Linked DNA regions of Homo sapiens: region 1 is linked to region 2. A link is a contact called in ENCODE Hi-C or POLR2A ChIA-PET data. All regions are on one chromosome and are shown on one strand. The core of a region is the stretch at or near the end of the contact, and the rest is flanking DNA. Distances in the headings are between cores, read along the strand shown. Region 1 overlaps UMAD1 (UBAP1-MVB12-associated (UMA) domain containing 1). Region 2 holds the start of RPA3 (replication protein A3).

Region 1 (3,575 bases), core at 74-2,573, 110 kb after region 2:
TCTATATAATATTGATCATATAGTCATGTCACTGTCTAAGGAAATGTAAGTGTGTTGTAATAGCTCCCAAACATTTTCTTGTCAATGTTCTTTTTCTAGCAGTTCTTACCACTGGCATTAATAAGGACTTGGCCTTGTATAGGGCGTCTAGCAATTTTTCATAACAACAAATTTGGTGATAAGGATAAATTATTTAGGAAATAGATCTTTCCTGATGAACATTTTAAATTGTTACTGAATGAGCAGCAGCAATCACTTGCATACCTGCACTGAACAGCTAGTCCAGTGCTAAGAGCAATAACTCTCTACAAGTTTGGGGAACAGGTGATTTCTGTTTGACTTTAATTCTTGAATTTATTCATTCAGCATGTAATTTTTAAGCATCTACTTTGATCATAGTTTTGTGTTATCCCTGGCAATGTGGGAGGTAGATAATAAGACACTTAGTGCAAATCATATAAATCCCTGGATAAAAAGTTAAAGCCCATTTTCCTTTTCGTAAATATAAATGGACAAAAAAAGGAATGTGCTGAAACCTGAGCTAGAACTATAGCCACAGTGCTTTAGGTCTCATATAATGAATCTGGCTGAAATAGCACTTTATATTTTTATTTTAAAGAAACATACGTTTCATATTCTGACATGATTTTAAATGTAATGAACGAGCATTTTACAAAACAATTTTGTATACTTTCCTTGATGGAAAATATTATGACACAAAGGTATATGTTAATTTTGTTGTCACCAAACCTAGTAAAACATTAGAAAAAGCATGTAGTATCAGCTTCTGGATCTCCTTGGTCACATAGGATTAAGAGGCAAGGCACCCTCAAGTCATGTGTGACTGACTCATCTCTTTCCTCACATTTAATTATATTCACTAGGAGCTGTCAGAGAGTCTCCTACCTGTCCTCTCCTTTACCTTTCCTGTGCCAGGACCAGAGATCAGGCCCTTATCTTCCCTCATTGGATTTACTACAGAGTCTTCCGACAAACCTTCTTCCTTCTGACTTTTGCCTTTCTGGTCTATTCTTTACACAGCACTAGAGTTTTCTACTTTAAAAAAGAAAAGTTATATTATTTTCCCACCTCTCCCTCAAAAATCTACTATGTTATTTGTTCCTTAAGAGGCATTTGCCAGTGGACCTGCAGGTCTGGCCAAGCCCCTGCTAGGACTGTGTCTACCTTGTACGTTGTGCTGGAATCAACTTGCCATTTCCTAAACATGCGTTGTAATCACACGGCTCTCTGTCTGCTTGCTAAAGATTGAGTGTGGAATACCTTTTTTGTAGCAGCTGCTCTGGAGGTTAGCCCTGCCCTTCATTTCCAGCCTAGAATGTGACTGTTTGCCCTGGAGCCTTTCCAGGTTCTCCCATCAGAAGTTCATTCTCTGCTTGAAGCACGTTCATACTATATTGATTTTTTACCTCTATTAGGTAAAAAATTATATGTTTTGGTTTCTCTCTTTTGTATCTTTCTCTTTCTTTTCCCTTTTTCGTTTCTTTTCTTTCTTTTAACATGCGTGTTTTTCTTCTTTGCTCTGGGTGCCCAAAAACTGTGAGCCAACTTCAAAGTGTGGAAACCACAGTCATACTGATTCTTACCTTCAGCATGTTTTGGTTCATTTTCCTTGTCCCAGACTTTCTATTTCAATGGTTTTCTTTATTCTAATGTCAGATATTGCCTCAGAACCTTTGTAAGAAGAGATACAGTAGGGTTTTGAGTCAATATAAATAAACACATAGACTAAGTTCTATGAATCTTTACTTGCCGATCTTGTATCTTTCAGTACTGGATAAGTGAAGTGAATGTAAATTGAAGCCTGTTTATATCTTCCCATCTTTTTAAGTATCTGCATAGAAAAATTTGTTATTAGTTTTTATGAATAAGCCAATCACCCAAACATTTCCTCATGTGGCTACAAGAATATTTTTTAATTATAAAAAATATACCAGTCCTTAAAATATGTATTTTATTGATAAAAATCAATGCTTGTATTTCTCTGATTCTTAAAGAAGATAATATTACAACAAATACTAATGATATACTTATGCATTTATAAGGAAAATTATTTGTATGAAGTTAGATATTCTTGGCTAGTATTAATTGGATTCTCCTGACTATTAATTTGATGTAAATCCTCAAGAGTTACAGTTAAGGTGACATTAGTTTTACTCTGTTTTAGCCTCTAACCCATATTTTTGTGTTCAGCATGTCCTTATCTTAAAAGTTGCTGTCGCCAGGATATTCTAAGTATCTATATCTTACAGAAATTTATTCTTGTTATATATTTTTGGAAGTACCATTCATTGGTGATGCATCATATCAATTCTCTGTACTCTTAAAAAATTATCTGAAATACTTGATCATAAAATCAAACTAAGGAACAAAGAAGTTCTATTTGTTAGCTCCATTCTGGAGCCTGTCTTTCTGGGTACCTTTCAATGAAAGAAGTCAATGAAAGAAGTCAAAGTGGCCTCTAAATCACAGGCCACTTTTTACTCTTCTGAAATTGGATTACTTAGTTTTGTGTTGTTTTTAGGCTCTTTTTTGTTGATTACGTGAACCAAGCTCCCCATTGAACCTCCCTGGTGACTTGAGTCAGCGTTGAGAGCCCGGAACTGGGAGCCCTGATTCCCTTTGTGGCTTTTTGACAATTACCTAACTTTGCTGTATTTCTTCATTGACACCGTTGGGATAATTGCCTTTCATACCTCGTGGGAGTATTGTGAGATTAATTAATGTTTGTAAAGTGTTTTCAGGATCACGATGAAAGGTATTAATTTATAAGCATGTGGTATTATTATAATTATTATTAGTAATAGGGATGGTTGTTTAATGCAAATTTTCTTCTAAATGTAGTGTCATATTTTCAAAGGACAACTTCTTTCTTTGTGGCCAGATGTGGATACAATTAACCCTTTACCCTTTATTTTGAAGATACAATTAGCCAATTGTGTGTGCAATTAGATGTGTATGCAGTTTTTGCCTGAACAACTAATTACAGCCCTGGTAAAACTTCTTTTGAAAAACGCTGGCCCTTTGAATGTTGACTCTGTCTATCTGTGTAATAAGCAATTTGTGCTAAGCATATTTTGGGGCCATGGAGGCTCCTGAATATTGAAGAATTGCTTTTGCAGTTACTTGAGAAAGATTTTATGTTCTTCATACCATAGCATTGTATTTTGCCATTGAGCCTACAAGTCCTCTCACATGGTTCTAGTTTCAAAGGTTTTATTGGTTTTTCTTAATCTTGACATTCAGTGGAAATATTTTCCACAGACTGCATTTTGTGAAACAGGTTTTTCTTTTGGAATTTTTTTTTCCCTTGAAAATTCCATTTCCTTTCTGTCTTCAATTCAAACATGTCATCTTATATCCTCCTTACTCACTAAAGAGGACTGATCCTCTCTTCCCAGATATGGCCTGGTGAAACCATTTTTACAGGGTGCTTTTAATCACTACAATGTAACTTCTACTTATACGGAAAAGTAGGAAGAAAAATGAGGAGACCCAGAAGATAGTGTTATAGCCATTTGTCTCCACTAATCTCCTAAGTGAAAGGGGAACGTTTT
Region 2 (3,162 bases), core at 38-2,537:
GTGCTGGAATTACAGGCATAAGCCACCTCGCCCAGCCTCCTGTTTCTTTCATCTATTAAAACTCCACTCTTAAACTCACTCCTTGTGTGTCCTCGTCCTTCAGTTTCTTTGGCGTGAGACGATAACCTCAGGTATTTACCTCAGACAACTCTGCTACTTCAGAAGTATTTACTTTATTAAATGAATATGATTTATTGTTTTGAAGTAAAATGTTTAAGGTATGCATGTATTTTTTATGATTTCCCACTTTAACTGATTTTTTTATTAAATGAAGAAATGGTCTCAATCACATTGGCTAACATGGCCTCTATTTATTTAATTCATCTGTTTTTCCCACTTTGGGGCATCAACAGCATGGAGTATTTGGAAAACTACTTGTATTTGTAAAGAGTAAAATGCAGTTTAACAAAGAAGTTAGTTTGTCATTGTATAGTTCAGGAACTCTGGCCTGGATGAGAGCATGAGTTTGAAATTTTGTCCTCAAGATTTTGTTTTTATCTTACCATCACCTTTTATGCTTAAGTTTATGATTGGCCATAATTATCAAATTGACACATTATGTCATGTGAAAATCTGTTTACCAAACTTTTCTATTAATAAACTTGATGTTTAATTGTAATATTAAGAGTCACAGAGTGCTGTAGATTCTGTTTGTCATAGTTGTGTAGCTTTTAGAGTTTAGGGAAATCTAGTTTTTAGAATTGACACAATGATTTTTAATTTTAGCAGTGTGTTGAATAACCTGTGATATACCATTCACTTATTAACTTCACATTGTTGTATAATAAGTTATAAATTTTAGATCAGATAAGAAAGTAAAACTGGTATTAATTTGGGAAGAAGAAATTGCAGAACTTGAGTGATTTTTCCAAATAATGTGTCAGCTGTAACTTGAATGTGTTATTTTTATCCCCAAGGGTATTTTGAAATATACTTATGTGAATTTCTTATAGTTTATTTTAACCATAAAACTATTTTGATATTTTTATAATGCCATCGATGATACTGTATGCATAGTGAGGGCATGGGTTGTCTGTTCTTACCACCATATTCCCAGCACTAGCATGGAACAAATGAATAAGAACGGAGTAAAAATGCATAATCTAAACTTGACTATGTGTGTCTTCAAAATAATACCTTTAAGTTATTTTGAAGGAAAAAACTATGTATCCAACAAATTCAAACAGATACTTACAAAATTAAGACGATTGTAAATGTGTGTTGTCCTCCTTCTCATTGTTTTTCACATCCAAAAATGTCCTCTTGGAGCCTCTTATCTGAGTAGCTTCTGTGGATCTGATGATGCTAGGATTTTATTTTTTCTTTTATTTTAAAGTTCTTCTGATTACATCATCTCTTTGTATAGACATCATTCTTGACAGATGGCATTTATTAAATATGGACAGTAGCAGGCAGTTAAAAAGACCTGCATGAGATAGGCAGGAACCTTTCTTTTTTCTTTCTGACTCTCAGAAGCAATACCAGCATTAGCTTTATTTAACTTCTAGATTAATTTAAAAAGAAACCTCTTTAAATTATGACTCAACAGGTACAGGGTGAAGTGGGGGAAATGTATGTGTGTTTTAAAGCTTCCCAAGTGATTTTGACCATCAGTTAAGTTTAGAAACCACTGATTACAATTAATTTCCTTAGAATTTGCTCATATATTTAATTCCAAAGAGGAAGAAAATTGAAATTTTAAAAAACATATGAGTATTTTTGGAGATGACATAACTTTCCTTTTATTGTGTTAAAAAAAGCTTTAAGAACTGTTTTTTTCTGCATTTTTATTAATTATCAAGATTTAGTGATGGTTTAGAGAGCTAAAAACACCTTTAGGGTGAATTCAGAAGATCTAGCAGATACAATGATGAAATATGATCAGCAAGCTTTAGGAGAGGATAACAAATGTGTGATTTTGAAATCTCTTCTATTTGAAACCAATCCAGAGTCTTGAATTTGATCCAGTATATAGTATGCTACAAATGGAAAGATTAAACTGGAGCAATATAATTAGGGTAAGCCATTGCATCTGCACTTGTATCGCAGCAACTGAATTTGAAACCAGCTGCAAAATGGTGACTAATCTCTCTGGCAAGCCCACATGAGAGTGTAGTACAATAAGCCAGCTTCAGCCTCATGAGCACATGTTTCTTCAACTTGCCTCTGAGCAGGTGATGGTGATGATGCAATCTGATTATACTTTTGAATGTATTCTAACCACAGTCAACAGTAGAGTCTCACAAGGGATTTCACAAAAGACTTCAAACCGACTGTATATTTTTCAGAGAGTTGAGCTATAGACAGCCATGGAAAGTAGTAGTTTTTTTTTTCACGTTAGTGACTACTGTACTTTGCAGTACTTTATAATCTTAAGTTTAGGAGGCTTTAGTTTTCATATGTGAACTGAAGATGAGAAGAATAATGTGGAAAGAAAGTACTTGTACTTGGAGCTTTTATTCTGAATTGTTCACAACAACTTACACTGATCAATTAAAATAATTAAATTGTCTAGACTATTTAATTCTGTACAAACAAGAGATGGTAAATCAGTGTACTGTGTTTAAGTGGTACACTAACCTTTCCATATTCAGAGAAGTACCTCCCTGGGTCTTGAACATTAAAGGTGTTTAATAAGTACTCAGTTTGACTTGGACTTGAGCCTTTATTTTTGAAGGGAATAAAGTTTCTTCTTCCAGTGTACCTCAGAGGGACTTGGTAAGCATGAATAAAGCCATCTGTTTGAAAATGTATGTCATTTTTGGAAAAGTGCTACAGAACCTAAAATACAGTCACAAGTATTATTTCAAATGTATAGTTCAGAAGTAGAATACTTAGAAATTGCTTGTTAATCTTAATTGTAAATAGCTAAAAAAAATATAGCTTGCAATAAAGGACACAAGAGCATTAAAATATAAAAGTCACAAACTATACATCTCTGAGAATAAAGGGGGAAATGGGATGTAAAAACCCTAGGCTGGTGGCACTCACAGTTGGTATACAGCAGAATGACTTTGGCTGCTTGTCAGAAGCGAATAACCCTGGGCCTCTTCCCCATCACTTCTGATTTTATAGGTTTGGAGTGTGTCCCAGGCATCTGTGTTTTTAATCATTTCCCCCCCTAACTTACTCTCCCCATCTAAACTTGAGAAACACCCAGAC

What was found. Hi-C counts contacts between places; a loop is a spot of excess contacts on that map. ChIA-PET counts read pairs that join two places held with the same protein, here RNA polymerase II (POLR2A). Pooled maps may share reads with other maps.
Region 1: a pooled map shows a loop between it and region 2 (4-fold over the local background). The contact joins the enhancer-like site here to the promoter of RPA3 in region 2. A Hi-C loop is called at or near these places in 1 of 37 single-sample maps with no recorded cell type and 7 of 50 pooled maps. POLR2A ChIA-PET finds 5 or more read pairs at or near these places in 1 of 52 experiments (GM12878).

The regions. Positions count from the first base shown.
Region 1 is chr7:7,829,013-7,832,587 of GRCh38, forward strand. All of the region lies in intron 3 of UMAD1 (UBAP1-MVB12-associated (UMA) domain containing 1), which reads left to right. Among named protein-coding and RNA genes, the nearest start is that of RPA3, 110 kb to the left of the region's middle. Within about 2 kb of position 1,324, at least 3 of the 41 ENCODE cell types and tissues checked have a DNase peak (open chromatin) inside an H3K27ac peak, as active enhancers do.
Region 2 is chr7:7,717,320-7,720,481 of GRCh38, forward strand. RPA3 (replication protein A3) reads right to left here and starts at 1,288. Exons shown (of 8, transcript NM_002947.5): 1 at 1,196-1,288. The region is part of intron 2 of UMAD1 (UBAP1-MVB12-associated (UMA) domain containing 1); the gene reads left to right.